Linked DNA regions of Homo sapiens: region 2 is linked to region 1. The links are chromatin loops, found by intact Hi-C in ENCODE. Cell type or tissue: endothelial cell of umbilical vein. All regions are shown on one strand. Links, peaks and the distances in the headings refer to the core of each region. The heading gives the core; the rest is flanking DNA. Region 1 holds the start of MIR7977 (microRNA 7977). Region 2 holds the start of LINC01209 (long intergenic non-protein coding RNA 1209).

Region 1 (16,319 bases), core at 4,099-12,098:
CATGTGGGAAACAACAACTGTCCTACAAATATCCATCACTATTTCATATCCATGCTGGTATTGGTTTTTGGTCCTAGGCACATTCAGTTCTAGGACTAAGTCCATCCTCCTTTTCACTAGGATGCCTGTAACCTATCTTACTTTGCATCTCTCTGCAATGGAACTTAAATTACCTGACTTGGTATGGGTTTATGAGCAAGGCACTGAGAGTAATTAACATTTGAATAAGAGCTACCTGTGGATTCCTCTATTTAACAGCTGTTAAATGAATTATTTGTCTGCTACAAACTCCAGGTTGGCAGATTGAGTATACCCAGGTGGAAATTACAGTGCACACATACAAGTGGGGATTAAATGGATTGTATAGCATAAATCAAATCAGGTTGCAATTTTGAAATCTAGACAGTAATCCCAATTACTTCTGAGGGATAGCCCATAGAGCTAGATCAATATATAACATATGAATACTCAAAGATACTTCAGTATTTAATGGTCCCAGCTCTACCTGCCAAACTAGGAATTGACTGAGATCTTTTGACTCATCTAAACCCAAAAGAACAGAATCACCAGCACTATCTGTTCTTGTTAGACAATATTAATTCCCACATTTCAAATATGCCTTTCAATTAAATGCCTTCATAGATGGGTTACAGAATGTTAATAATTTTGGCCAAAACAGCGGTTTTATCATAGCATGCAAGATTTTGTGTTTTAGTGTTATTATTTACAGCTCCCATGGAGAACAGACTGTTCTACCATGTTGTTAAAAGCCAAAGTGGAGAATAAATTGTTATGTTAAAGAGACTGTGCTGACTAAACCAAAAATAAAAGATGTGGCAATTACTCATTGAATGCAAGTAATTTAGAAACCAAGTCACTCATATCTAAAAGTGAAAATCTGTACTTATAAAATCCTGTCTATGTTAATCCAAAACATGCAGACAGTGTTGAAACATACATATAACCAGTGTGCCCATAAGACACTAGAATTTGAATTATTTGAAGATAATGATGCTCAAAGAAGTCAAATATTCAAACTAAAATATTTAGTGTCATATATTGGCCCTTTACTAATTGCTGTAATATATTCTATCTTTTAATCCTTGCAATCACCCACTGAGTACTGCCATTTACTTGTAGAGAGTGAAGCACAGAGGTGTCCCATAACTGGTATAAGGTCACAGAACTTGGTTGGAAGAGCTAGCATTGAAATCATCCCCAACAAAATTTTATAAAATCAATTAAGAAAAAATATAAAATAACATCCTATTAGGCTTCCAGCAGCAATCGCTAAGCCAGCTTGCCCTTTAGCTCACTTCCTTGTAGCTGGTTGCCACTTACTAGCTAGCCCAGGAAAACGTATCCCTTGTCACAAGACTCTTTGTTCTTTTTCAGTTCTAGACATAAAATCAAAGACATAGTGAAATGACAGGCATTCTGTTTGAGCTTCTTCTTTAGGTTCTGCATATTAATGGATGCCAGCTGGTTTGGAAGGCCTAGTAAGAAGCTGACTCATGGAGGAATGCAGTTACCATATCCTGATAGTTTCATCCCCCTTAACCCTGACGAATTGATGACCCCAAATTTTCCAGCCTCTCACCCTCCACAAATCCCCTTAAAAGCCTTTGCTCAGGACCCCTCAATGAAACGGATTTGAGCACTTGAGAGAATTCTTCCCATTTCCTTGTTTGGCACCTTGCAGTTATTAAACTCTTTCTCTGCTGCATCCCCACTGTCAGTGAATTGGCCTGCTGCTATGCAGCAGACATACAAACCTGGCAGCCGTTTAATAGAATTTATGCAGGAAGACTTAGTCCTCAACCTCTCTAGCCGTATTGCAGTTAAATCTCCTCTTAGACACATTTTTGTGAAGTGAGCAACTGGAAGGGAAATGGAAATATGTAGATAGATTCCAGTAATAGCTTAGTGGTAATATTTTGAGGGGTAATGTCAGCAGCCTATTGTAACACAGGCAAGAGTTGTGAAAAGCCTGTCTTCATCTGAGGTCTCCATGGTCTCACTGGGCTTTGCCTCCTCCTTTCAGGCCTTTTGTTCTGCCTTGGCTTATATCTCTGATAATGTCTTCAATTGCTGTGCTTTGGTTAATGGAGGTTGTTATTTTTAAGATTTCAACAACTGAAAATTAATACTCTTTAAGAAAATCTTTTTTGTCTTTTTTATTTTGTGTGAAAGTATCAAATATTCTTACCCTTCATCTGCACTGTTCTTGTAAATGGCACATGTTCTATTTAGTACGATGTACATTGTTTGATGTTCTATTTGCCATTAATATTTTTTTCACTGTTTTGGAGTGTTTTTTTAAAAAACTCAAGAAGCATTCATCATAATCTGGGCCTTGAAAAATACTAACACCTTCTTATTACGGTTACCAATATGTAAATTATGTGAAGGAAATAAAAATATTTCACACCAAATTATGGCTCCCTGGTACAATGAAAGTTTTAAATTAAAAATTATTAGAGATCAACAAGTGTTTTAAGAGACTTTTCCCCTATCTACATAAAGATAGGACTGACTCACCAAGAACAACTGGTCCTGTTCCCCACCCTGTTATCTCATTATCTGTTGCAGAAAAGAGGACCCAGGGTATAACCACACCTGTACAGACTCTTTTTCAAGAAAATGACTGTTTCCAAGGATCATTTAAATACTATAAGTAACTATTTACAAGTTAGTTTCTGTTCCCTGATGCAATTTTTCTCCCTGGTAATCATTTACTGCCCCTCAATATAATTCATCTTCTCCCATTCCTCTAACCTGTTTGCCAGGATCTGAGCCCCTATTCTTTCCGTAACCTCAACGTGGTATCTAAGCTTCCGCATCTCATTGGGAAGTTGAGTCTTCATTCTGAAGGCTGCTGTGCATACAGGTTAAATAAATTTGTAGTCTTTTCTCCTATTAATCAATCTGCTTTGTGTCAGTGATTTTTCAGTCAGCCTTTACAGGTCCAAGGGCCTTCACCCTCATGGATGAAATAAATGTATTTTAAAAATACATTTTATTAGCACTAAAACTTATTTTTGTTTCATTCTGATCTGAAAAATCCATAAACACAGCATGAGTAGCAACTTCTTTCATTTAATTAAAGCCATAATTTTGTATGTAAAAAAAATCCATAGTATAGCCACATATCTAGATTGTAACAAATATCCAAATTGTGGAGTTTCGAGAAGGTTTAATGCACTGGTATTAATGGAATGTTTCCCCGACACTATTATTATTTAGAAAATTTCATTCCTATCACATCTTACCTTTGTTTTAACTAGCAGTTAATGAATAATGAATAATGGATGTGAAAGACATTCCTTTACTTAAAATGAGAAAAGCCTATTAATAAATAAAAACATAAAATTAGGTGTGAAGCAATAACACATTCAATAATTAGCAATATACTGTTATACATTAATTTCTACAGCAACTAACCAGAAGCTGAATAATTTAGCTTAGGAATGATATCACCTACTTTCTTTGGGCAAAACCTAAAAATTTGTTCTTATAGGATGTCTTCCAATGGCACTAGCTGTCAGAAATAGGCAAGATTGATGAGACAGAATTCTGGAGTTCAATACGTTTGACAAGAGAAAAAAAAGAAAACTACCTCCCTTTAATATTGGGGTCAGGTCATCAAATTTTTGTAAATAGTCTCAGAATATACAGACTGGCATAATTTTTAATTAAATATTAACATGTTCTACTATAGAACAATTTAGAGATTTTAAAGTGTTTACAGGTGAATTAACTGATCCATTCTCAAAATAATCATTTGCGGAAGGAAGACATGTGTTAATTGTTCCATTTTATGGAACAGGAAATAAAGACTTAGAGATGTTCAATAGTAGTTTTCTTACAGTGGAATGGTTCAGAAGTAAGTGAGATGGATTTTTATTAGTCTATAATCACTTAGAGATTTTAATTATTATCATGAGATGAAAATCCTAGTCAAACACTTTTGGAAAAGTGAAAAAAGAAAGTTATGTTTGGAAAAAGAAGGGAAAAAAATTATAAGGGACTTTGGAGAGAGAGCTGCAGTTATTTGAAAATCAAAGATACTTTTTAATGGGAAGATCCATGCTGGAGCAGTGTCAGTATTGTGTCTGTTGTTCATTAGGCTCTGTTATAAGGGGAGGGGTGGGAGATTCTGAATGCTCATCATCACGCCCAAAGGAAAGGATGGGGTGAAGCTGCTCTGGAAGTGGGCTAATGCTTTCGGGAGTGCTGAAAACTCAGGTTCCTACCCTTCATCCCATGAGGAGCAGAACTGATTGCTTTCCCTATTTTGTATGAAAATGTAGATAGGAAATGTTGCTCTCCTCTTAGTTGATTATACTGCTAAGGTAGATTAAATCATTGCATTTAATCATCAATGGACTTTTTGTATTATAATTATGCATCCATGTCTTTTGATATGCAACTTTGCAGTGCTACCCACTGAAGAAGGTATATTTTCCCACCTGCTAAATGTTGAGCTTGACCATGTGATTTACTGCAGCCACTGGAATGTTGGTAAAGTGAAAAGTGGCCTGTTAGGGGCCAGATTGAGTGGTATCATGTGTTTCTTCTCATCGTCTGTGGTCTTACCAATTGCTATGAGAAAAAGTAGTAGGTAGATACTGGTCTAAGGTGAATGTGTATTTACTTGAACCTAACCCACTGCCTGGTGCTCAGCCTACCCATTCAGAGCCAACTCATTAAACTACAGAAAACCAATACCCAATGTAAGCCATTGAGTTTTGAGTGGTTTGTTATGTAGTGCCAGGGCAGTAATAGCTAGCTAATATAATCACCATCCATTTAGTATTCCAAGCCAGAAACCCGGGCATCATAGCTGTTGAGTTTTGTTTATAAGAAAAATCATGCTATGATTTTAAAAAATACATTATTATTATAAAGAATGTATGTAATAAAGAGAATTTTAAAAAGAAAAACAAGCATAAGATGCCAATTTCCTACTGCACAAGAAACAACTATCTTCAACATTAGGTGAGCATCATTGTAGACATACATTTTCTTTTCTATAAGCTTTTTAATTTTATAATAGTATTAAATATACAGAAAAATTACAAAAATAATACTGAGAATTCCTTTATACCCCTCATCCTGTCTCCTCTATGTTAATATCTTAGATTATCATGGTACGTTTATCAAAACAAAGAAACCAATATTGACACATTACTAGTAATGACACTGAACAACTTATTCAACTTATCACTATTTTCCTCTAAGATTCCAGAATCCCATGCTGGATACCATATTGCATTTAGTCATCACGTATCCTTAGCCTACTCTGGTCTGTGACAATTTCTCAGACTTTCCTGATTTTTTTTTTTAATTTAACCATTTTGAGGATTACTGATCAAGTATTTTGTAGACTGTTCTTCAATTGGGATTGGCTGATCTTTTCCTCAAGGGTAGACTAGGGTAATGGGTTTTGCAGAGGAAGAATACATGAGCAAAGTGTTGTCAACACAGTAGATCCAGGTGCAAGCTATCAACATGACTGACCATTGATGATGTTAACCTTCACCATCAAACCAAGTTTGTGTTTGCCACAATTCTCCACTGTGAAGTTATTCCTTCAATTTCCATACTCTACTTTTTAAAACGGATATCTATGTTTACATACTTTTTGTCAAAATAATACATGCATATCAATTTGAAAGAAATAGAATTTCAAAGCTTTAGAAAACATTCAGTGGTTAAGCTCTATCATTCTCATCACAGAAGCAACTACTTTTGATGATTCTCCATTCCCACCCCAAGAGCTAGTTAATCACAAACCTATTTTCTGTCTCTACAGATTTTTCTTTTCTGAAAATTTCATATAAGTGGGATCTAATAATATGTGATCATTTGATCTGGCTTCTTTTGCTCAGTATAATGCTTTTATAATTTTATCCATATTATGACATATGTTCATTTTTTTATTGTTGACTAATATTTCACTCAATGGATATACCAATTTTTGTTTATTCATTTATAAGTTAATGAACATTTGAATGGTTTCTATATTTAGGCTCCTGTGAATGCTTCTATGAACTTTGAGATGTAAGTCTTTCTGTGGAAATAACTTTCACTTCTCTTGGGTAGGTATTTAGGAGAGAAACTATTAGGTCACATAGTAAGTTCATGTTTAAGTTTTTAAGAAGCTGCCAAACTATTTTCTGACTGCCTGTATCATTTTACATTTCCATCAGCAATATATGAAGTTTCTCCATTTCCCTACCAACTTTTGTTATTTTTGTCTGTCTTTTATGTTTATAGTTATTCAAATGCGAATGAACTGGTATCTTACTATAGTTTTAAAGGGTACTTACCTAATAATTAATGATGTTGAATGTCTTTACATGTGCTGATGAGTCTTTTTATTCTTTTTTGTAAATTGTCTATTTAATTTTTTTGTTTAAGTTTTTATTGAGCTTGTTGTCATCTATTTGGTTCTTTACATATTCTGGATGTAAATGCCTTATCAGAAACATATTGCAAATATTTTCTTCCAGTCTGTGGATTATCTTTTCATTCTGTCAGCTATTTCTTTAGAAGTACCCAAGATTCTAATTTTGATGACCAATTTGACTATAGTTTATTTATTTTAATGGATTGTGGTCTCAATGTTATATTTAAGAAATTATTGACTAGCCAAGGTCAAAAAGATTTTCTCCTGCATTTTCTTCTAAAAGTTTTACAGTTTTAGCTCTTACATTTAGATCTTTGATCCATATTGAGTCAATTTGTGTGCATAGTTTGAGATAAAGGCCTAAATTTATCCTTTCTGCATGTTGGATATTCAATAGTCCTAAAATTAGTTGTGGAAAAGACTGTCCTTTCTCATTGAATTGGCCTGGCAAATTTTTTGAAGAAAAAGTTGACACAATTAGAAGGCTTTACTTCTGGACTCTCAGTTCCATTACCTTATTTATAGGCCTATCTTTATGTCAGTACCACACTATTTTGATTTCTATAGCTCCATAGTAATTTTATTTGTTTGTTTGTTTATTTATTTATTGAGACAGGGTTTCGCTCTGTCCCTGGGCTGGAGTGCAGTGATGTGATCTAGGCTCACTGCAACCTCTGTCTGCCAGGCTCAAGCCATCCTCCCACCTCAGCCTCCTGAGTGGCTGAGACCACAGACATGTGCCACCATACTTGGCTAATTTTTGTATTTTTTGTAGAGATGGGGTTTTGCCATATTGCCCAGGTTGGTCTTGAACTCCTGAGCTTAAGTAATTCACCTGCCTAGGCCTCCCAAATTGCTGGGATTACAGGTGCGAACTGCTATGCCTGGCCTACAGTAATTTTAAAATCAGAAAGCTCTTTTTGTTTAATTAACGAAACTTCTTTTAAGACAACGATAAGCTTTAAACATTTTCTTTTTTATATTATCTCTCTCCTCCAGTTTTTGTTTTGTTTTGTTTTGTTTTCCCAGTACTTTTCTTTCACAAAAGAAGCCTTCTTCAACTGTTAATTCTTGCTTATCTTCTCACGTTTAAAGACGGAGATTTTAAAAACTGTTTGAAGCTCTGAACGCATAGGTAAGACTGGTATACTTTGAGCTTCATTGCAGGATGATGTTTCAACTATAGTCACTGTTTGAGCATAAGTCAGGGAATAATTTATAAAATATTTGGCAACATTAAAATAATATGTCTTCTTTACTGGGAGAAATCTGCCACTGATTTTCTAAGCGAAGAAGCAGAAAGCACATGGGAAAAAATGATGTCACTGCCATCTTGACACGTTTGAAATCACAAATTATAGAAAAGTTGTATTCCTGATCGAAGAATCACTAGTATTACAGGAGTTATTAAGAAATTATTTTAGGCAGCAAGAGAGGGGAAAAGAGTCCTTGGTAAGGCTTTTTCTTTTAATAAAAAAGCAAGCCCCAAAACATTTCTTTTCTAACAGAAAGTGGCCTGAAAAACCAGACCTGCAAGCATTGATATGCAAATGCTGGTGGCTAGAAGCCAGGTCCAACCAATATGGTGGTTCCCGTGACTTTTTCTTTGTTGCCACGTATGCAGAACATCATGGTGACCAGCCAGGTAGCCATATGTGCATATTTAAAGGCTAGGGTGGGAGAGCTGGCTTTTTTGCAGGCTATGTGAATGACACACCTGGTCAAACCAATCCCCTGGCTCCTATGCAAACCAAACACCACGTCGTCCAGCCTCCCAATATAACCGACTGCTTTCTGCTACATGTGGGGTTTTCCATTTGGAGCCCTCCTCCCTCTGTATGAGGGAGCTGTTTTCTTCTTTCTTGCCTATTAAACATTCCACTCCTTAAACCACTCCACGTGTATCCGTGTCGCTAATTTTCTCCGTGCGAGAACAAGGACCTTGGGTGTTTCTCCAGACAACAGACCCATATCATTTTTGGTGCGTTGGCTGGGAAACCAAGGTACAATATCCATTGGGGTTGGTGAGCAGAAGAGCAAACTCAAAACCTGTCCTTTCATTCCGAGGCTCTTGGCTTCCATTTTAAAATCAAATCAAATCAATAACAGCATCTGTCAACCATCTAGATATGCTTAGTGTGGCTGCCATTCTTAAAGACTCGCATGTCAGCCTTGCTGGGGAGAACATGAAGACCCCCCTCCCTCCAATACCCTGGGTCATTGGGAATGTTGGCCGTGCTTCAAACCAGCTTTTCTGTTCATGGGGAAAATTAGCCATTGCATAAGGCGGGGAAAAGTTCTGAAGCAACTGAGAATTTCTGGCCAGGGCATTTCCTAGTGTTATTCAAAAGCTTCTGGACCGGACTCAGCCTCCAGCAGCCTGCCCAGGTGTTGGTAAAAGATCCCCAGTTATCCTGTCGCAAAACTTTTTTTCTGTTTCTATCCACGGTCGCTATGCCTCTTATTCTCTTTGTGTGTCGAATGTGTGGGAATTTTTACAGCCTAGGGAAGTAATCCTGTTAGGCAAGATCAGGAAATGCTGTAATAACCGGGGCTATAGCTCAGGAAAATGCTGTTGCAATCTTCTAGGAACAGAGGTCTCTGAAACCCCGGTTGTGAGATGAGTCCCTACTATGCTGCTGGTGGCACATAGTATTCCTAAGCCAACAGCGCCACCTAGTGGAAATAGACACCCTCTTCATAAGACGCATTGCTTGTCCGCTACAGTCCACCGCAGCTTCCTAATTTTTCCTTTTTGCCCCTTCCTACTGGAAACCAGGCTTTATGCTGCTTCTGTGAACAGGAAAATTCTGCCTTCAACAATTAGGAGTAAATTGTCCTCTGCAGCCAAATTTGAGTCCTGATCCTGTCCCATCAACAGGAAAGTCACGATTAGGCCCCCACATCCCTTTAAGGAAACTATTCTGTCTCCAATAAGACAGTCCTTAATTAGTAAGGGGATTTTAAGTCTGAAAGTTAACCAGAACCATTTTTCTAAGGGTTAAGGCTTTAACACGGGCCATAGTAGCAGGCAATCTAGCACATTCCCTCCATTAAAGGACACTTGCCTTTTATATAATCTTTCCCAAGGTCAATTTTTTTTAAGGGAGGCACACAGGTCACACAAGTCTAGGAAGTCAAAGGGAAATCACAGGCAGAGGACTAGAGCTACTTGAATGAGCATGACTAGCCCCAGTTGCTTGGTTTCTTTGGTGCCATGGCTTGGAGGGTCACACATACAACCATGGGCAGCACATTTAACAGGGTGCTGGGACCCAGGAACCAAGGAAGGAAAACAGTTGGGGGGACGCTCCCACTGTCTTCTTCTCCACTCTGGGTTATACAGAGAGAGGAAGGAGACAAAAGAGACACCTTTTTCTCACTTCTCTTTCTAGATGGGTAACAGATCATGTTCAGCATGTACTCCCCTGGAGTATATTCTAAAGCACTGGGACTGCTTCAACCCTGAGACTTTGTAGAAAGAGCACCTCATATTCTATGGCATAAGGGCATGGCCTTCTTACCATCTTTAAGACAGACAAACCTGGCCTGCTGGGGGGAGCCTTCATTTTAATACTGTCCAACAATTAGATATTTTCTGCAGATGGAAGGACAAATGGTCTGAGATACCCAATGTACAGGCTTTCTTTGCCCTGCGAGACGACCCAGACCTTTACAAGCTTTGTACAATTGACCCAGTTCTTTTAGCAGCATGACAGGCAAGCCCACAAGGAATAGTCCCCCAGAGCTAAAGCAGATTCCAGAGGAGCAATCTGAGACAGCTATTGAATGTCTCAACTCAGTTCCCCTCATCCAGAAGCCCCTCCAATCATACCATCAGGTCCTCCAGGTCCACCATCTCCAGTATTACCCACTTTCCCCACTTCATTCTTATCTCTGCAGGAAGTGCCTGATGAAAATCGTGCCATGAGGGTTCACGTTCCCTTCTCATTACAGGACCTTAAGCAATTAAAGGGAGACTTAAGCAGATTTTCTGATGACCCCAATAAATATATAGAAATTTTCCAAAATTTAACTCAGGTGTTTGACCTCACATGGAGGGATGTTATGTTGCTCCTAAGTCAGGCCTCACTGAAGCTGAAAAGCAAGCAGTTCTGCAGGCAGCAGAAAAATATGAAGATGAACAACATCTCCTATGGCAGACCAAAGAGAAAAAAAGGAGATAGGGAAGGTGAAGAAGTAATGGAAACTCCATTCCCACTAGGAAGAGAAGCAGTTCAAGTAGACAACCCTGATTGGAACCTCAATAACTCAGCAGATAAATGGAAAAGAAAGCACTTTTAAATGTGCATATTAGAGGGCCTACGATAAACCAGGGCTAAACCTCTTAATTACTCTAAACTGTCCATGATAGACCAAAAACCAGATGAGAAACCCACAGCCTTTATGGAAAGGTGGAGAGAGGCACTAATAAGACATGCCTCTTTATCCTCTGATTCAGTCAAGGGACAGCTCATCCTGAAGGAGAAGTTTATTACACAGGCAGCTTCCAACATTAGAAGGAAACTGCAGAAGTAAGCTATAGGACCAGATAGCACCCTAAAGAACCTCCTGAGAATAGCCACTTCAGCCTTTTACAATAGGGATCAGGAGGAGGCCCAAGAAAAGGAGAGGAAACACAAGAGAAGGACAGAGCCTCTATTAGCAGCCTTGCAAGCTTGCAAAGTCCAGGATCTCCAAGGTGCATCTACCAGCTGTTATTAATGTGGAAAGTCAGGGCATTTTAAGAAGGAATGCCCAGGCAGAAAGAACAAGCCACCTCAACCCTGTCCAGCCCATGGCAGAGACCACTGGAGATCAAACTGCCCCTGGAAACAGAGCTCACTGGGTTCAGGACCTGTCTTGCAGATGGTCCAGCAGGACTGATGGGTCCCGGGGCTCAATCCCCCAGCTTCAGCTGGGGCTCAGACTGCCATTACCACACAGGAGCCCTGGCTGATTCTGGAAATTGAAGGAAGGAAGGTAGATCCCTTAGGGATACTGGAATCAGCCTCTCTCTTCTCTGTAATCCAGGCCTCCCCTCTTCCCATAGCAAGACTGTGAGGGGTGTCTCAGGAAAAACTCTAACCTGATATTTTTCTCAATCTGTTAGCTGAAGATGGGGGCCTATTATTTACAAATGGCTTTTTAATCATGCCTGAAAGTCTCACTCTTTTATTGGGTAGAGATATTCTTGTTCACACAGGGGCAAGCATCCTTATAGCCCCAGGACAAACTCTTTGTCCCCTCCTGATGGAAGCTAATATTAATCCAGAAATGTGGGCAACTCAAGGAAGAATAGGTCAAGCTATAACTGCTAGACCAGTCCAGATCCATCTTAAGAATCCTACTTCTTTTCCTAATCAGAGGCAGTATCCCCTAAGGCCAGAGGCTAGGAAAGGGTTAGAAGTTATTATTAATAACCTAAAGATGCAGGGCCTCCTCAAACCCTATAGTAGCCCCTGAAACACCCCAATATTAGGAGTGCAGAAAGCCAATGGGGAATGGAGACTAGTTCAGGACTAGTTCCGCCTCATTAAAGAAGCTGTAGTTCCAATCCACCCAGTGGTATTTAATCCCTATACCCCGTTAATTCACATATCTGAGGGAACTAAATGGTTTACAGTTCTAGATTTAAAGGATGCCTTTTTCTGCATACGGTTACATTCTGACTCTCAATACCTCTTTGCCTTCGAAGATCCCTCTGGCCAAACTGCCCAATTAACATGGACAGTGCTTCCTCAGGAATGTGTTTGAACAGGCACTGTCAAAAGACCTCTCTGAGTTTTCGCATCCTCAAGTTAGGGTCTTGCAGGATGTTGTTGTTACTCTGCTCTGTGCCCCAACTGAGGAAGCTTCTCAGGAAGGCACTGAAGCTCTCCTTAACTTCTTAGTAATAGAGGATATAAGGTTTCAAAACCCAGGGCCCAGCTTTGTCAAGCCTCAGCGAAGCACCTAGGTTTAGTGCTGTCTGAGGGGATTGGAACATTAGGGGAAGAAAGGATTAAGCCTATTTCCTCCTTCCTCCTCTCCAAAACCCTCAAGCAACTAAGAGGATTTTTGGGCATTACAGGATTTTGCAGACTATGGATACCTGGGTATGGTGAAATAACCCATTTATTATATAATCTCATAAAAGTAACTAAGGGAACTAAAACTCATCTTTTAACCTTGGAACCTGAAGCTCAAAAGGCCTTTGACCAGCTAAAGCAAGCCTTGCTTAAGGCATCAGCTCTCAACCTTCCTGTAGGGAAGGGCTTAAATCTGTATGTATCACAAAGGAAGGGAATGGCCCTGGGAGTTTTAACACAGACCCAAGGACCAGCTCAACAACCAGTGGGTTACCTAAATAAGGAACTTGATTTGGTGGCTAAACAATGGCCAGCATGTCTCTGAGCCATTGCCTCAGTGGCAATGGTCCCAGAAGCCTCCAAATTAACCCTGGGAAATGATTGAACTGTTTACACCCCACACAACATGGCAGGACTACCGTACCCTAGAGGGAGCCTCTGGCTAACAGACAGCTGACTGTTCAACTAGGAGGCCCTGCTGTTAGAGGGTTCCAACATCAAATGAAAAACTTGTTCTTACCTACATCCAGACACTTTCCTCCGCAAGGAAACTCGGGAACCTGAATATGATTGTGAACAAGTCATAATACGGACCTATGCAGCCAGGGAAGATCTCAGAGAAACTCCCCTGGAGAACCCAGACTGGACCCTCTTCACAGATGAGAGCTCTTTTGTAGAACAAGGAATCCATAAGGCAGGATATGCAGTTCTCTAAATGACGTCATTGAAAGTACATCTCTCCCTCCAAGCACAAGCACTCAATTAGTTGAGCTAATAGCTCTGACAATAACACTTAAATTAAACAATGGAAAGGTAGCTAACATTTACACTGACTCCAAGTATGCTTTCCTGGTTTTCCATGCTCATGCTGTCATCTGGAAGGGAAGACATTTTCTTACCACTAATGGATCTCCTGTAAAATATCACCAGGAAATTATCAGGTTATTATCTTCAGTTTTCCTTCCATGAGAAATAGAAGTTATGCATTTCAGGGGACATCAAAAGGGAACAGATGAGGTAGCCTAAGGAAATAGACTAGATGATCAGGCCGCTAAGTCAGCAGCAAGGAAGCCTCAAGACATCAACACACTTCAAAACCCTCTAATCTGGGAAGGCTCCATAAAAGATTCCGAAAAAATAACTAAGTACTCCCCTACAGAAACAGAATGGGCCACTTGTCGAGGTTATACTTTTCAGCCCACAGGATGGCTACAGTCAGAGGATGGCAAACTCCACTTGCCAGTCTCAGCCAATGGAAAGTTCTTAAAATCCTTCACCAAGCTTTTCAACTGGGAAAGGATAAAACTTATCAGTGTGATCAGAGATTGTTTTCAGGATTGAACTTACTAAAAACAGTCAAGAAAGTTTTTAATGCTAAAATCTGTCTTAAAAAAATATTCCCCTGAACAGGCAACTCCTTCCTCCTCAAACCCAAAGAATAGGAAGTTATCCAGGGGAGGACTGGCAGATAGACTTCACCCACATGCCAAAGATGAAGGGCATTCAATACCTCCTGGTATGGGTAGATACCCTCACTAGCTGGGTAGAAGCATTTCCATGCCACACAGAAAAAGCCTCTGAGGTATTAAAAGTGTTAGTTAATGAAATAGCTCCCTGCTTTGGTCTACCTAAGTCCTTTCAAAGTGACAATGGCCCTCATTTAAGGCAGCTGTCACACAAGGGGTCTCAAAAGCACTAGGCATAGAATATCGTCTCCATTGTGCTTGGAGACCCCAGTCCTCAGGAAAGGTGGAGAAAACTAATGATATTATCAAGAGACACCTCAGAAAATTATCCCAAGAAACTCAGCTTCCTTGGGTCACTCTTCTTCCCGTGGCCTTGCTGTGAATAAGAATACCCCTTCTAAATTAGGTCTTAGCCCTTTTGAGATGCTGTATGGATGACCTTTCCTCACCAGTGATTTTCCGTTAGATCGGGAAACCTCTGAGTTAGTTAAGCATGTAACCTCTCTGGCACACTTCCAACAGGAATTAGCACAATTAGCAAAAGCTCAATCCCAGAAAAGAGGACCACTTCTGTTTAACCCAGGAGATTTGGTACTGGTAAAGGCTCTCTCCTCTTTCTCTCCTTCTCTAGGCCCAAGCTGGGAAGGGCCTTACACTGTTCTTTCTCCCAACTCCCTTGGCAATAAAAGCTACAGGAATCGACTCCTGGATACATCACACTCAGATTGAAGCCTGGAAAGCTGAGGGAACAACCCCTGACAGCCCAGAGGAAGGTCCTGAATATCAATGTGAAGAAAGAAGAGATCTTAAGCCGAAAATCCCAAAAGATAAGTAACTGAGTGAGAACTACTTATCTTACTCACGCCCCTACCTCACCAAATACTTTGTTTCTACCTCTCCTTTTGAGATTCGTCACCAAATATTAGACCTTCTTTTTGATGCATATTTGCAAGGGAATTTTTAATTATCCATAGAGTTACATTATAACTTCATAGAGCTCCAAAGAGAAATTGTATATCTTGGCAAATAACAATTTTAGATGGAAATTACTTACTACGCCACCCTTGCAGGAACTGTTATACTCACTCTACTATTTGCAGTAGGACTATATACTGTAGCACCCTCTGGGTGAAATATCAGACAGAGAATCTCAATTACTGTAGCATTTTACCTAATTACCATCCTCATAACAGGAATAGCCGTTACTGACAGGAAGTAAACCTGAATGTTTTACTATCACTAAGTCTGCTAGAACTTTTTATCAAACTTAGTAACTAACACATCACATCCATTAGCTCCTACAATATCAGCCATGGCCCGTTTTTATGACAAGACTAATTATTGGATCTGTCCTAAGCCGTGTGCTCAGTTCAATAACACTAAGAAACCTCTTAATGACCCAGAACTTACCTTCTTAGGATTCCCTTTGTTAGTTTTACCTTTAATCCTTAAAGACTTATCAGGCGTAAATGGGACATGGTATGGGAGCAATTTTAACTGGGTAACTATTCTCAGGAAAACACTCGGAAGAACGCTCTCCCCACAGATAAGCTGCACACCTTCAGGCTGGGAAAAGTTGACTGGGTAATAGCAAACGCCTCCCTCTCCTTTAAAAGCAGCAAGGAAGGACCATACTTGGGAGATCTTAAATGTTGTAATATCACACTTGTAATTGCTGATAGTTCAAAGATGTGGGGAGGAAAGTGCCGTAAGGGTGATCTAAAAGGATCAGAAGCCTTAGTGGGGGAGTGGGGGGCTTTTGGAGTCTAGCCTCTCCTTGTGGTTGGAAGTCCCGAAGGGAATGGCATGCTCTAAGTAACCACCTTGACTATAATGGAAAGAATAACACACAGGCCTTTCCAAACATGCCCCCTCATGGAATTCTAGACCCTTGTATGATGTTTGCTAATAGTAGTGGCCTACAAATCTGTGGGCAAACTGGAGACATCTGGACCGGCAGCCCTTGCCACAGGGATCATTTGAGATACTGGCCAGGAAATACTATGTCCCTAATTTTTCAAAACTCCATTTTTCAGGTGGACCCTTCTCACTTGGCATTTCAAATTCCAAATCTTATCATAAATGACTATCCTTATCCCAAGGATGCCCTTGTTATATGTAAAGAGGGGAGACTTCTAAGATATGAGAAAAATCTGCTGGTGTCTCTCACAAGCCACAGCTTAGAACCATCCTTTCAAGGAACAGGGTTATATTTTCTTTGTGGCTCCTGGCTACATTTAATCTTTCCAAGGCATTGGAAGGGAACCTGTACTGTAGTAGCAGTAGTTCCTGACTTATTATTTTTAAACTGTACTAAGATGGCAGCATCATCTGAGGACATTCCTAACTTAGGCTCTTTTCTAGAAA
Region 2 (16,319 bases), core at 5,075-13,074, 300 kb before region 1:
ACCCAAAGGCTAACTTTGGGTAAGTGTTGGGGTCCAGTAACATCTTTCTCGCAAACCACAAAAGAGACAATACTGAGGAGGCCCCCCGACCCAAAGGAAATAGACTGGAGCACTGATTGGGTGACTTTGCGTAAGTGATAGGATACCTGGGTACAGAATGGGATTGCATTAAAGGCCCAACTTAGGGGAGTTAGAGTCTCTCCTAAGACAGAGTGGGTTAGAGACCCCTCTTAATAAAAGGCAAGGACGCTTGACCGACCTCAGGTTAGAGGCCTGACTTAGGAGGGTTAGAGTCCCTTATAAGATTTAGGGGGTTAGAGGTCCCTCTCAGTAAAGTCCCTTTAAGAACAGGTTCGGCACTATGGGATGTTAATTCTCTTTGGATTAATCTGCCTTGCACTCTTCGCTGATGGCTGTGGGTGACAGGGTTAGGCATGTACAGGATTGTGGGACATGGGGAGCTTTTTCCTTTCTAAAAAGGGAAACCTGACAGCTGACTGGACTGCTGGAAAAAATCCCTTCATGACAACAGCCGCAGCCGCCTGAACTTTCCAGTGTCGCTGCAATGGGGGGGCTTCCTCTGGCCTCCCTGATCATTTCGACTTCCCCACCCTGCCACAGGCGATACTTTCGTTCTGTGCTTTTCCTTTCTCTTTCTTATCTTTTCTATTACTCAGGATGACCATCTTGCCCAGGGACGACATGTTGAAACTCCAAGTGGAAGGTTGGATTAAAGAAGGGGCCTATCTGGGGGCAAATTTAAGCCTTGCCGGTTTGATGTTGGGTGCTAAGCAGAGTGGCTAATGTCTATGTTTTATCACACATATTTTGCTCTAGCCAGAACAAAAAATAATAATTTTTCTTTATGATGAGGCTTGGCCCCCAGGGCGATGGTGCTGCAGGCAGGATCACTAGGGCCGGTCAGGGAAAGGGAACCCAGAAGCCTGGCATGCCGGCGAAAGGGTAAGAATTTCTTACCAGTCAGATTTCTGGCTTCTCTCTCTCTCTCTCTCTCTCTCTTTGCAAATGGTTGAATGAATGGTGAAAAAGAAAAAAAAAAAACCCAGTGTTTATTTCCTCTGTAAAGTTTTGATTAATGCGAAAAAGAATTCTAAGGCTAGCCTTAAGCTGGTGTATTTTGTGCTATGAATTTGTTTTTCTGTGTTGAGGGGTACTTTAGGATAAAACACGGGCTTAGAACACCTGTAAGCCCGCTTTTCAAGACCACCCAGCAAGCTGGTCAGTAACAAGCTTGGCTGCAGGTCCCTGAAACAAACAGAAAAGCTGGATGAAGTCTCCACCTTGTTTTAGGTCCTTGGGAACTTGACCTTTTAATCACATGGCAGTACTGTCTCTTCGTCTCCACCTTCCAGGGAATAGGAATTTTAGGGTTCATGTCATAGTCAGCTCTACAAATTATATTAAATAGTTAAAAGCCTTTGCAAGCTCAAAATTAACTACTCTAGACTCTTTCTCCGAAAGGAACTGAAGATTGTTCTATGCTGTAACTCAGTAGTTAGGGCTTTTGCACTTTCACAGTGGTGGTCTGGGTTTGATTCCCCACCTAGGAAGTAAGTCGTTTCTGGTTTAGTATCTGCGTGACTTTGTCTATTCTGTTCTCCTCCACGGACTGTCTTAAATTTTCCTTTCTCTAAGCACCTAAGAGGTTACCTCTGGTAAATCTCAGAAACTAGAAATATTGGCTGCTTGGCATGGCTAAAGTCGGGTAATAAGAGATCTGAAAGGATTTCTTTCTTTTTTTTTTTTTTAAAGAGCACTATGGTTAGAAGTCAACTTAATTAAAAGTGGATAAACAAGCTATAGATATATTTAAAAGGCCTTTATGTTTTTCTCTTCTTGGAACTTGTTTTTCTGGAAAAGGCTTTTTCTTCTCAGTTGACTGAATTATTTTTCTCCGTTTTTATTGTCTTGCCACTTTTTTTTTTTTTTTGAGACAGAGTCTTGCTCTGTCGCCCAGGCTGGAGTGCAGTGGTGCGATCTCGGCTCACTGCAAGCTCCGCCTTCCGTGTTCACGCCATTCTCCTGCCTCAGTCTCCCGAGTAGCTGGGACTACAGGCGCCCACCACCACGCCTGGCTAATTTTTTTGTATTTTTAGTAGAGACGGGGTTTCACCGTGTTAGCCAGGGTGGTCTCGATCTCCTGACCTCGTGATCCGCCCGCCTCGGCCTCCCAAAGTGCTGGGATTACATGTCTTGCCACTCTTAATGCACACATGAGAGGCCCTGAGATAATTTCTGGTAGCCTGGGACTCCTTGGGAAAAACAGAAGAGGCGCCACAGACCCCATTTTGGAAAAAAACTTCTGTTTTCCTTATGAAACCCCAGGAATTAAAAGCAGATAGATTCCTCTCAAAATCAAAGGCTCTGTTCTGTTTTGCATTGCATTATCTGACGGTTTTGAGTTTTGGGGGTATCAGAAATTACTTCACATTATGAGAGAGCTTTGGTGTGTAATAACTAGGTAGGAAATATATATATATATATTCATTGGCCATCCCTTGAAGATGGCTAATAGTAGTTACGGAGGGATACTTGACTCTTTGCACACTCGGATCAGAGAAGCATGCTCTTGGCCACCTGGAAGATAAGGAAACATACTCACCCCTCACTGAGAGATGAGACTCCCATTAGGGATGGGCTGATTACAAAATGGGCTGATTGACTTTGGGCTGCCTTGCAATGAAATGCAGAGTAGAAGCACTGCACTGTCTGCTCCTGAGTATTTCCCTCCTTTTGGGGATCCAGGATCCAGTATAAAATGGCACCCTTAATTTTATACTTTATTTATTTTCAAATAAAGTTCATTTGAATCCTTTCATCATGAGAACTGTGGCTATTTTCCTGGTCTGGTAATGACGTGTAGGGCTCTGTATGCTCAGTTAAAGCCTAAGATGTCAGTGTGCATGCCAAGGAAATGTAATGTTTTGAGTGGTTGACCCCAAAACACTAAATTATTATCTGGGGCTGCCAGGCAGTCTACTCAGAGATTCTGTTTTCCTTGAGCACGGCCAGTCTTTTGTGCTTGAAACTCTTATAGATTGTACTGGGTATAAATTTACTTCTACAGAAAATCATTCACATTGATCTTCTGGGGTGGGGTGGGGGAGGCTAGAATTTGAGGATAGCCTTCAGCTTTGCTTGCTGCTGAGTTTGCTTTAAATGACTTATACAAACCTGTGGAGAATGTGATATATATCATTTTATGTATGAGAAAATTTATTAGTAATGTATCATTGAATGTTTGTTTTATGCACTGCTCATTTTAAAATGACTGCTGTATCACTTTCTCCTTATAAATATTTTGCCATTATTAGTTTTTTAATATGCTTTGATTAGCTTTGGAAAATACGCCTGTAAAGTTTATTTAATCAGAACATAGTCAATAAATTGTTAAGAAGAAAGTAATATAATTGTTGATGTCATAGAATGAGTGGTAGAATAAAAATTTGACCATTTATTGTCTAATGCTCATTTTGACACAATTTATTGCATGATTTTGGAAAAGCTTTATTTAACTCTTTGGACAGTAATTTTTTTTATCTGAAAATAGGCATCATAGGACCCGATCTGTTTTCTTCACAGATTGGTGTGAAGATCAATGGGATAATGGATATGGATGATCTTTGAAATTTAAAACGTACTTGTCACATGCAATAATGTGGAAGCACAGAGTATTGGAGATGAGAGAAAACACACAGTTCTTTCATCTCAACTGCATCAGTAATTACATTAAATATAAATGGTTTAAATACTCCATTTTAAAGCTAAATTGACAGACTACATAAAAAAACAAGACCCAAATATATATGCACTCTAAAGAAGCTAAACTAAAATGTAAACACACAGAGCAATTAAAGGTAAAGGACTAAAAAAGCATGTAAATTCTAAGAAAGCCAAGATGATAATATTAATATCAAAGTAAAATTCTAAACAGGAATATTATCAGGGATAAGGAAGAACAGTTTATAATGATAAAAATTTTATTCATGAAGACATAGCAATCCTAAATAATAACAGAGCTGCAAAATATATGAAACAAAAACTTACAGAACTCAAAAACGGTGACAAAGTAAGAATTACAGTTAGTAATTTCAACACTCTTATCCCAGTAATTGATAAAATGAAAAGACTTAAACTCAATAAGATATATAAGATTTAGACAATACTGTCAGCTAACTTAATCTATTTGACATTTATATTCCACACCACAACAGAAGAATACACATTTTTAAAAAGCATATGTGGGCATTCAGATAGATTATATGTTAGGCCATTAAAACATGTCTCAATAAATTTTAAAGGATTGGAGTCATGCAATATAGGCTCTCAGATCTCAGTGGAATTGTGTTAGAAATAGTAATACATTTGTGAAATCCCCAAATATTTGGAAATTAACATACTTCTAAACAACCCATGGCTAAAGTAAAAAAATAGAGAAAATTTGAAAATATTTTGAACTGAATAAAAATAAAGCATAATATAGCAAAATTTAAAAAATGTAGCTAAAGCAGTACATAGTTACTGTTTATCGCAGGAAGTTATACATGAAAAAAATCAATGTATTCACCATATTAACATTAGTAATGAGGAAATTCACATGATCAACGTAAAAGATGCAGAAAAAAGACATTTGAAAAAATTAAACAACCATTTGATAGGTCATGGCAAATTAAGAACTGAAGAGAATTTTCTCAACCTAATAAAGGGCTGGCATCATATTTAATGGTGAAAGACTGAATGCTTTCCTCCTACCATCAGGAACAAGACAAGAACGTCTGTTCTGATCACTCTGTTCAGTATTGCACTAGAGGTCCTAGTCATATAATAAGGCAAGGCAAAGACATAAAATATCTTCATATTGGAAAGAAGGCAGTAAATCTGCCTTTACTAAATGATGACATTGCATACATAGATAATCCTAAGTGATTTACAAAACAGCAAGGTCAGAAAATACAAGGGAGGTATACTCAGATAATTATATTTCTATATGCTAGACATGATCTATTTAAAAATAAAAAACCAAAACCTTTAGCAAAAGCATTCAGAAACATGAAATTATTAGGGGAAAATTTAACAAAATATGTAAAAACATGTGTACCGTAGACCATAAAACATTGTTGAAATAATTTAAGAAAATAGGCTGAGCACAGTGGCTTACACCTGTAATCCCAGCACATGGGGAGGCCAAAGCAGGAGGATTGCTGGGTTGCTTGAGGTTGGGAGTTTGAGACCAGCCTGGGCAATGTAGCAAGACCTCGTCTCTCCAAAAAAAAAAAAAAAAAAAAAAAAAAGACAGAAAATACAAATAGATGAAGATTTGTATCTTGTCCATGGATTAAAACATTCATATTGTTAAGATGTCAATTTTCTCCAAATTGATATACAGCATAGATTCAATGCAATTCCCACTAGTATCCCAGCAAGGTGTTTTTAGCTCAATTTAGTCATGCTGCATGTATACATATTTTAAAACCATATATTGTACATGATAAATATATACAATTTTTATTTGTTAATTAAAAATAAAGTTTAAAAATAAAAATGTTTTTAGAATTGGACAAGCTGATTCTAAAATTTATACAGCAATTCAAAAGATTTATAATAGCCAAAATGATTTTGAAAAAGAACAAAGTTGTAGAACTTACCGTACCTGTTTTCAAGGATTTCTGTATTTCCACAATAATCACTGCCATATAGTATTGGCATAAGGTGAGACACAAATTAGTGGAACACAATAGAGTTGAGAAATAGACCACAAATACATGGCCAATTAATTTTCAACAAAGGTGCTAAATCAATCCAACAAGAAAGGAAAGTATGTTCAATAAATGTTGCTGGAGCAACTGGATATCAATATTACCAAAAATAAATTGTCAATTCTTGTTTCACAGTATGCACAAATGTAACTTGAAATTAATTGTAGAACTAAATGTAAAAGCCACAACTCTAAAACTAGGAAAAATATAGAAATCTTTGTGACTTTAGGATCGATTATTTAACTAGAATATAGAAAGCACAAACCATGGAAAAGTAGTCAAATTGAAATTCATCAAAATGAAAAATTTATGTAAGGACCAAATAGTAAATATTTTAGGTTTTGTGGGCCTAATCATCTTTGTTGCAACTACTTAACTTTGCCAATGCAGTGCAATAGACGCTGTAGACAATGCGTAATGAGTGGATGTGGTTGTGTTTCAATAAACCTTTATTTACAAAAACAGGCAGCACGCAGGGTTTGGCTCATGGGGCTAGTGGGCCAACACCTGCACTAGCTGGACAGAAGCTCTAGCATGAGATTCAGCAATGTTAACAAAAGGCCATGAGATTTGTGGAGGAAAAAGGAAGAACTTTATTTTCTACGAAACGCAATCTGCAGATTGGGGAGGCATGGTCTTCAATACAAGTGAAGGTGTGCTCTCCAAAGAATAAAGGAAGAGTTTGGCTTAAGCAGGAAAATTTCCTGCCCCATGTCTCAATCATATTCTTTTTTTTTTTTTTTTGAGACAGAGTCTTGCTCTGTTGCCCAGGCTGGAGTGCAGTGGTGGGATCTCGGCTCACTGCAACCTCCGCCTTCCGGGTTCACGCCATTCTCCTGCCTAAGCCTCCCGAGTAGGGGGGACTACAGGGGCCCGACACCACGTCCGGCTAATTTTTTGTATTTTTAGTAGAGACAGGGTTTCGCCATGTTGGCCAAGATGTTGGCCAAGATGGTCTTGATCTCTCGCCCTCGTCCTCTGCCGGCCTTGGCCCACCAAACTGCGGGGATTACAGGCATGAGCCTCCGCGCCCCGCCAATCATGTTCTTTTACGTAGACAAAAGAGTCAAGCTTATATTTCGTTCTGATTGGTCCAGATAGTCGAACTCTGATTGGGTGGCTTCCCAATCCCAAAACCAGAAGTCTGTCAGATGTTCCTTCCAAAAGGCTGAGCTGGAGTTGGGGGTTCTCTCATGGCTTCTCTTGGCTCCCGTCACAAGAACTATTCTAGCTTAAGGGTATAAAACAGGATGTTTGTCGCCAGGCGCGGTGGCTCACGCCTGTAATCCCAGCACTTTGGGAGGCCGAGGCGGGCGGATCATGAGGTCAGGAGATTGAGACCATCCTGGCTAACATGGTGAAACCCCGTCTCTACTAAAAATACAAAAAGAAATTAGCCGGGCGTAGTGGCGGGCGCCTGTAGTCCCAGCTACTCGGGAGGCTGAGGCAGAAGAATGGCGTGAACCCAGAAGGCAGAGCTTGCAGTGAGCGGAGATCGCGCCACTGCACTCCAGCCTGGGCCACAGAGCGAGACTCCGTCTCAACAAAAACAAAAACAAAAAACAACGGGATGTTTGTCAAAAGCTGCCTTTTCTAAGAACAGAGAGCGTGTGACTCTTCTCTCACCCCACCATGGCTACTTGTTACTGTGATCTAAATTTAATTGTCTCCATTAGCCACAGGGAGCTATTGTCTCAAGAGCTGGGGGAGCTTATTTACAGTTTTATTTCAGAGCAAGATAAATGGTGTCCCCTAAATAATAATGTGACTTAATGGTAGAGGCAGGACTAAATCCCAATTTCTTTCCAGTTTATGTTTTACTACTAAAGTTGAAAACAAGATTCTCTTTTTAGAGTGTAACTATGCTGTTATGAAATTATGAATACTCAAGAATTAGCTCATAATGTTGTCTTTTTTTATTTTTTTTTATATTTTGATTACTGCCTTTCTCTTGTTAGAAGAAGGAACGAATTAAAAGTGAGTGATTTTGTTTTCATTTTCTCCATGTGTTATTTGAAAGCTTATTCTCGTAGCATCATCCACAGGAAGATATGAAAAATGACTTTATATTCATGTGGCGTTTTATTTAAATCTGTCAAAAACAGAATTATGGCAGTTATTCATTTATATTTCGATATGATTATTGTTGAGAAAATCACCAATCTAAGTTATTACATGAAAGGAAACATGATAGGCATGCATTACAGGATCTTTTTCATAAAGCGAAGATTTCAAAGAGAGAAAACAGAAAAAGAGAATCTATGTTTGCTTTGTGTTGCCTTATTTTAAAAACCTGCCATGTTAAAACAATGTAAAAAAGCAGGAACTATAGTTTTAGGTAGGGCAAATTCTATTTATTGAGACTAGACTATACCAGATACTATGTGAGGTATTTTACTTATATATCTCATTTTATCTTCACAGCATCACTTGCGGATAGGTCTAATTGTCCTCATTATATGGAAGAAGAAACTGATATTCTAGGAAGTTTAGTAACGATATAGATATAATGCAGCTGGGAAGGGTGTGGACTTATGAAGTCAAAACTAGGTCTGTTAGACTGTAAAATCTGTGCTTTGAAGATTGTGCATCTGGGAAAGAAAATGAAAAACTCTAGGAAATTCTTAGATCCAATTAGTAATTGTGGTCACAACACTTAAGAATGAATTCAGAATATACAATTATACCCAAAACACTTGCAATGCCTTTTTTTTCATGTTATAGAGAATTACAGAGAGACTCTAGAATTCTTTATGTCTGTATTCAAGAAGAAGGAAGATAAAATAATGAAGAAACCAAGTGCAATTCTAAGACATATGTGCCCTGAACCATTCTTTATTTGAATAAAACATAGATCCAGACCATCATTAGCCCCCTGCAAAAGTTGAGATAGATGCTTTGAAGTAACACCTTCTCCCTATTTGTTTTCATTATTTTAACCTAGACTTCGGGATAGCCTTGTAGCGTTGGTAACAAGTAAACTGTTTCACTAGAGGCAGACGGATTTCTAAGATATTTTGTTAGTTTTTATTAAGTTAGAAAAGCTCATGAAATCTTTGCTGGGGCTGAGAGAATGGAATTATCTGATTATTAGTATTAGGTCAACCCTGACTTAAAGTCCCTACTGATGTCTTTGCAAAAAACTTGGAAAAAGCAGTTTTCTCTCCAGGCCTCAATATCTCTTGGGAGCTGTTATAAAATGGCATAACTCATCTGAAAAAGAAAAAAAGAAACGGAAGGAAACACCTTTCCATTTGAAAATACGGTGTGTACGTTTGTAAGTGAAGATGGTCTAAGAACAGAATTTTTAATTATGCTTCCACAGGAAGTTTGACAGCAACGTTTCTTTCTTTCTTTTTTTTTCTGGGAAGTTTAGGGCAAGGAGGACATGAAATTGATAATGCCTTGAGCCCGGCAATGGGTTTTCCCAGAAGAAATAATGCAAAGCCGTTAGATGAATGACAGTTTCTAAAGTCTTCAAAACCAACTCTTGACAGATGGAGCACTGCAGAGGCCATGTGGCACGGGAATTTCCAAATTTCCACTCTAATTTCATTTGCTTTTTAAAAAACTTTGGCAGCTGAAGTTGCAGCAGCTGACCTCTAACTGCTACCCCGGGGAAACAGGAGGCCGTGTAACGGGCTCTTTATGAACAAGGGCTGTAGATGGCGCTGGAGAACACAGGCTTCGCTAGGGGCCGTGGAGAAGGCCCTGTCCGGATGTCTACCCGCCAGCACAGAGGGGCTGCCGGCCCTTGCTTTGCATCTTTAAGGAGGCAGCCTGGTGTAGTCAGATATCCCCGCATCCGAGTCTTAGTTTTACCACTGACAGCTGTGTGACTTTGGTCAGCTTTTCAACTTCAAGCTTTTTTCCTCATCTGTAAAAATCCTAATTTGTGGTGGTGTCATGAAAATTAAGGCTAATATATATTAAAATATTTAGTACAGTACTCAGCACAGATTAGATCCCAATAAAGTCCCTAATTACGTAACCAAATGAAATTCTTGTCATATTTTTTATTTCTAGAAATTCAGTTTCCTGATTGTTTACCAGAGGCACATGGCATGGTGCTAGCACGGTGCTGGGAATTAGAAGAAGGGAAGGTGGGCTGGGCGCGGTGGCTCACGCCTGTAATCCCAGCACTTTGGGAGGCTGAGGGGCCAGATCACCTGAGGTCAGGAGTTTGAGACCAGCCTGACCAGCATGGAGAAACCCCGTCTCTACTAAAAATACAAAATTAGCCGGGCATGGTGGCTCATGCCTGTAATCCCAGCTACTCGGGAGGCTGAGGCAGGAGAATCGCTTGAACCCGGGAGGCAGAGGTTGAGGTGAGCTGAGGTCACGCCATTGCATTCCAGCCTGGGCAACAAAAGCGAAACTCCATCTAATAATAATAATAATAATAATAATAATAATAATAAATAAATTAAAAAAAGAAGATAGGAAGGGGAGTGAGACTTCAGCTCAGCTCTCAGTGCATAGTCTAGAAGAGGAAAGAGTAAATGTAGGACTTCCGGTAAAGTAAAATAAATATCAGAATGAGGGGAACCTTTCAATATTTAAAATGATGGAAGTTAATGTGTAAATAATTTAAGCTTAAGCTCATAGGAATTCTGACACTATTTCCGTGTATTTGGTGGGCAGGATGTATTCCCTCCCTTCTCATTTGAATACCTCTCATCATTTTGGGTTCTCTTAAAGTCCTACTAATAAATGACCCATGAGTGCTACAATAGTTCAGAAAATGGTGAGGCTTCTGTGGACTGGAGAAATCAAGGAAAGCTAGGACTTGACCAAGCACTGAGGGTGGGTTTTGATGTTTGAAGTGGAGAAGACTTGCATGAAGAAAGGCCAGATGCTGGGATAAGGCTGGGTGTGGCTGTAGCCTGTAGGGTAATGAGCCACCATCCAGGTAGGGTCGGGGGAAGAAGGTTAATTGGAGCAGCTGATGAGGAGGTGGACTAGGGAGATTTCGTCTGAGTTTTGGAAGTTCCTGAGAACTGGACAGAGGAATCCAGATTTGTTTCATGAGCATTCAAAAGCTATTACGATTAGCCGGTCATGATGGTGTGTGCCTGTAATCCCAGCTACTCAGGAGGCTGAGGCAGGAGAATTGCTTGAATCTGGGAGGCCGAGGTTGCAGTGAGCCAAGATTGAGCCACTGCACTACAGCCTGGGCGACAGAGCAAGACTCCGTCTTTAAAAAAAAAAAAAAAAAAAAAAAGCTATTACGGTTTTCCAAGCACAGGGCTGGCATGAAGATAGTAGATTTATACAAACTGGTTCAATAGCAATGAGCCCAGCAGATTAGCTCAAGAGTGACTCTGGAGCTGGGAATGCCAGATCAGATGCTAAAGCACATTACTGAACATCTTGAATTTAAAGAGCTCTTTAGAACATTAACTTTGATATTTTTTCTTAATTTAATCTTCATTTTGAACTATAAATCTAGCACTAATAAAGAGAACTGAACAGTTTTGCTCTCTCAGGGCATTATATGGAATCCCAGCAAATGCAATCTAATTTCTACCTAACCTGCTGCCTAATACCAATAGAGACTCCCAAGTCATATTTCTGCTCCTCTCCACTTGATCTGACACAGTGACAACAATATTTTTTAAAGCTGCTTTAGCCACCTGGGGAAGAGTGTATTTGACCTGGCACTCAAATGCTCTCAAGTATGAGAGACTGGGGAAGACAAAGGTTGCCAGAATGTCCATCTCAGTAAACACAAAGAAAGAGTCTGCACCATTTAAATGTTCACTCATGTATGACTCTGTGATTATCAAAACTAACTTGGATTATACATTTGGAGAGTTCTCTTGAAATTTACAGACTCAGAGAATTTGTAAGCTCTTTGATTGTTTTTCTTATTAAAAGTTGAGCTGATACTACCAATCTAAGTGCTAGATTGGACCACAGAGAAGTGGTTGATCCCCAGTGCTTAAGGGTAGGAAATTATAAATCCAATTATAAATGTCCAGTAATCCTGGGTGGAGCCTGGCCAGAATCTTTGTCTTCATTGCTGCTGATTTGAAACCCATTCTCTTGATCTAGTTCCATGACCAGAGGCTAAGGCAGAGCAAAGCCATAATGGCTCCTTGCAAAAAGCAACACCAATGAATTAAAAAAATTTTTTCTTTGGTTTCAATAGTGAAATAGCCTAGAAAGTCCATGTGCGATGCAGCCACAAAAGAGCTGTTGAGACAAGGAAGTCTATGTGGCAGGCCTGGGTTCACAGTGTGTCTGTGAAGCGGGGAAACCTGTGTATGGGACTTGGGGTGGGTGGTTGACTTGCCTTCAGACTTCTCTCCTTCCCTCAGCCTCCTCTTTACTCCCAACAGCTTAGTACATTTTTTTTTCTGACAAATCTTTTCTGGCTTAACCACATGCTAATTGTTGGTGATAAAAATGAGGAGAATTATAAAAAAGAAAGACAGGACTCGTGACCCATAGCTTCCTGGTACCTACGGTACAATCTACCCTCTAGTGACCTATGTCTAACCCTTTACTAAACCTTTTAACCATTTAATTTTATAGTTATAAAATAATATGTATTTGATAAAATATCTAGAAACTATAGAAAGTATATAGTGAAAGAAATAAAATATCATAATTCTGACATCCACATATACCTATTGGTGTATTTTCAGCATATGGCATGTTTGGAATTGTGCTATGTAAATTCTTCACCTGCCCTTTTACTTAACTTTTTTTGTGTGTGTGAGCATTGCTGCGTATCATTCGATTATTTTAAAAAGTAAGATTTTAATGGCTGCAAAGTAGTTCGTTGAAATACTATGAAGTTATATAAGTATCATTAGGCTTTAATAGATTATTTCATCTCTATTCTTCTAGAGAGTCAGGAATTCTTCACTGTGTTTCATCATTGAATATGTCTGCAGGAATTTATGATCATCATATCCAGTGGGGGTGACTGAAACTACCTTATGCCTGGGTAAAGACATTTTGGAGTTTTGTTTCATGGTACAATGTGACAGATAAGGAACAACAAAAAGGGCCTTCTGTTGGAGGTATGAGAAGTACCTAAGGCCAAATATGCGCATGAAACATTTCATTATCCTGCTTAGATTCTCTCTTCCCTTTTTCTGATTTATCTTTGCAATGTGACCTTATCCTCTGGCTACAGTCTGTAGTTCCAGATTTGGGTACCCGGCCCAAACTGGGCCAATTAGCATTTTGTCCTAAGACTTTGGACTAAAACTGAGAAATATCTTAAGTTACTGATAATTAAAGCTGGAAGATGTGCTGCCTGAGAGTTGTTGGTGGCTAAGTTAACGGCCATCTGGAAAGAGAAGTAAGAAGGCAATTGAGAGAGAGTGAGGGTGAGTGAGTGAGCAAGCAGGAAAGAGAGAGAAATGAAACAGGTATGCTAGAGGTAGCAATGATGAGCTGTGAGAAATGGAGAGAGAACTGCTGGCACTTTAACTGATTTGAGCTGCTCCACAGATTTTGGATTTCATGAGTACTAAGAATCCTTATTATTAAATGTTCCTTTCCTCTCTTTATTTTGGCTCAAGCTGGTTTTCTATCACTTGAAATCAAAGTCATCCTAATCCTTACCCTGATGGTAATTTAAAAACTGCCAGGCTCCAAATTCTGTTTCTGCCTGCCCTTTTCCTTGGAAAAATCCTCATCTGGATTCTTCTGTTATTTCTTGGTATAATTTATAAAAACTTCTTTTTAATTTCTCTGTTTTAGAGAAGCAGCTAAGGAAATAAACAGAAACATAGGGGAAATAAAAATGCCTTTAGAGGAGGGATGCTAGATTTGTGAAATTTTAAAATAATTAAAAATTTTTATGGTGTTTTCATGATGTTGACTATGAACTTGCCAACCTTTTACAGATGCAGAGAATGTTGTTTGCTAGTTTAGCTGAGCAAATTGCCCAAGTCTCTGAAGCACACTGAGGCCTCAGAATCATACCTCCTTGGTAAATGTGGTACTGTATTGTATAATGAAGTCCTTTAAGTATACTGCAAAGAGTATACTTAACCTATTTAAGAAACTCTGCTTTTTAAAAAATGTTCTGAAGTTGTGAGTACCTACTATGTGCAAATCAATGTCCTAGTTGAGCTGAAGGATACAAAGGAACTGAAAGCAAAAATGTATTGTGTTCTTAAACAAATTTACAAGAAAAAAACAACCCCATTGAAAAGTGGGCAAAGGACATGAACAGATACTTTTCTAAAGAAACCGTAAATGTGGCCAATAAGCATATGAGAAAAAGCTCAACATCACTGATCATTAGAGAAATGCAAATCAAAACTACAGTAAGAAACCATCTCACACCAGTCAGAATGGCCATTATTGAAAACTCAAAATAACAGTCGCTGGTAAGATTGTAGAGAAAAATAATTGCTTGTACACTGTTGGTGGGAGTGTAAATTAGTTCAACCATTGTGGAAAGCATTGTGGCAATTTCTCAAAGAGCTAAACATAGAACTACCATTTGATTCAGCAATCCCATTACTGGGTATATACCCAAAGGAATATAAATCATTCCATCATAAAGACACATGCATGTGTGTGTTCATTGCAGCACTATTCACAATAGCAAAGACATGGAATCAACGTAAATATCCATCAGTGGTAGACTGGATAAAGAAAATGTGGAACATATACACCATGGAATACTATGCAGTCATAAAAAAGAATGAGATCATGTGCTTTGCAGGAATGTGGATGGAGCTGGAGGCCATCATCCTTAGCAAACTAACGCAGGAACAGAAAACTAAATACCACACATTCTCACTTATAAGTAGGAGCCAAATGATGAGAACCACATGGACACATAGAGGGAAACAATAGACACTGGGGCCTATCAGAGGGTGGAAGGTGGTGGAAGGAGGGAGAGGATCAGGAAAAATAATTAATGGGTACTAGGCTTAATACCTGAGTGATGAAATAATCTGTACAGGCCGGGCAAGGTGGCTCACGCCTGTAATCCCAGCACTTTGGGAGGCTGAGGCCGGTGGATCACAAGGTCAGGAGATCGAGACCATCCTGGCTAACACGGTGAAACCCCGTCTCTACTAAAAAATACAAAAAATTAGCTGGGCATGGTGGCGGGCGCCTGTAGTCCCAGCTACTTGGGAAGCTGAGGCAGGAGAATGGCGTGAACCCGGGAGGTGGAGCTTGCAGTGAGCCAAGATCACGCCATTGCACTCCAGCCCGGGCGAGAGAGTGAGACTCCGTCTCAAAAAAAAAAATAAATAAATAAATAAATAATCTGTACAACAAACTCCCATGACACAAGTTTTCCTATATAACAAACCTGCCCATGTACCCCTGAACTTAAAAGTTAAAAAAAGAAAAAAGAGAAAAATTTGTTGTGCTTAGGAAAGGTATACTCTTTTGTTAATGATGTGTTTGTTCATGCATGCACCCCTGCTTGTGCTACTTTACGTTTATTTCTTATTTTTTCCTTGCAGCAACCCTTCATGGCCTATTTGTAGAATAGAAAACCTATGCTTATCTAGGTTAAGAAATGTACACAGTTGCAGCTATATACCCTGTTTCAGCTCAGCTCTGTGTGTCTTCAAAGACCATGGTTTTCACACAATTGTAGACTTTCACTACCTTGTGCTATGCCCTGTGTCTAGTTAGGAAGTAAAACATATGCACGTACAAATGTAGCCAGCACAAGAAGACAGGTACGCCATGCTCAGAACCAAGGTAAAAAAATGTGGAAAACAAATATCACAGAGATCCAGAGTAGAGTAAGTCCTCTCATGGGGGGCAGCCATGGATGCCTACATGTGCAAAGTGGGGCTTGAATTGGTCTGTAATGTAGGAAGTGGGCTTAGACACTAGAGAAAAGTGTGTGGAATTCTCTTAAGTAATAGAGGCTGCTGGAAATGTTAAGAGGAGATAGTGGCTACCAGGAATTGTGTCAATCTCACCATTAGTTATTTACTGGGCTAGCCAGGGAAAGGCCACCAGTTTTGCAGGGCTAGCAAAGCCAACTGCTGATTGACTTATTTAATCATCTGCTTGAGTACCCTGGGAGATTAGGACAGACTGGTGAAACGCACACAGACCTTTAGTTCTTATCTACAAAGTGAATTTGGCTCTTCACAGTGAATTACGTTTTCCATTTTCCTGTACACCCTATTTCAAATGGGAAAAATGAAGATATTTAAGTATAATAATTGCAATTTCATTGTCTTGGGTGTACTTCAGGACCAAAGCTCATCACATATTTTTCCTCCTTGCTTTGCCCCTAAAGACAATGTAAAGATTCAATTTCATGAGACCTTAATCAGGCCAAATACTTGGCTTTGAATACATGGTAAATTTACATTGAAAATAACAGAAGAAAATAACATAAAGAGGATTTGCTGTTTTGATTGTAGATCTCAATGGGTATATATAGCGTAGACTTCTCTTTGATAACTGTTCTAGAATGAACTGTTATATAGATAATTCAAGGTGGATCCAAACAGGGAATTTGTGCTTTGCATAGGCTCTTTTTTTCCCACTTCTGAGATCCAGAAGGCTTTAAGATAATATTTTTGA

Evidence for each region. A loop is a pair of places that touch in the nucleus more often than their neighbours do. Peaks named below come from ENCODE experiments on the same cell type or tissue, not always from the same donor. Only the 100,000 strongest peaks of a DNase experiment are listed, where the experiment ranks them.
Region 2: a loop joins it to region 1, with 11 times the contacts of the local background. A loop is called at or near these places in 14 of 110 quality-filtered maps.

The regions. Positions count from the first base shown.
Region 1 is chr3:176,507,196-176,523,514 of GRCh38, reverse strand. It overlaps MIR7977 (microRNA 7977), which reads right to left and starts at 8,412; the gene lies at 8,364-8,412. In endothelial cell of umbilical vein, for the core only: a CTCF peak has its summit at 9,086 (motif pointing left); a DNase peak (open chromatin) is centred at 9,034.
Region 2 is chr3:176,807,609-176,823,927 of GRCh38, reverse strand. LINC01209 (long intergenic non-protein coding RNA 1209) reads left to right here and starts at 6,927. Exons shown (of 2, transcript NR_110819.1): 1 at 6,927-7,754; 2 at 8,202-9,773. In endothelial cell of umbilical vein, for the core only: a CTCF peak has its summit at 9,411 (motif pointing right); no DNase peak of the experiment used is centred there.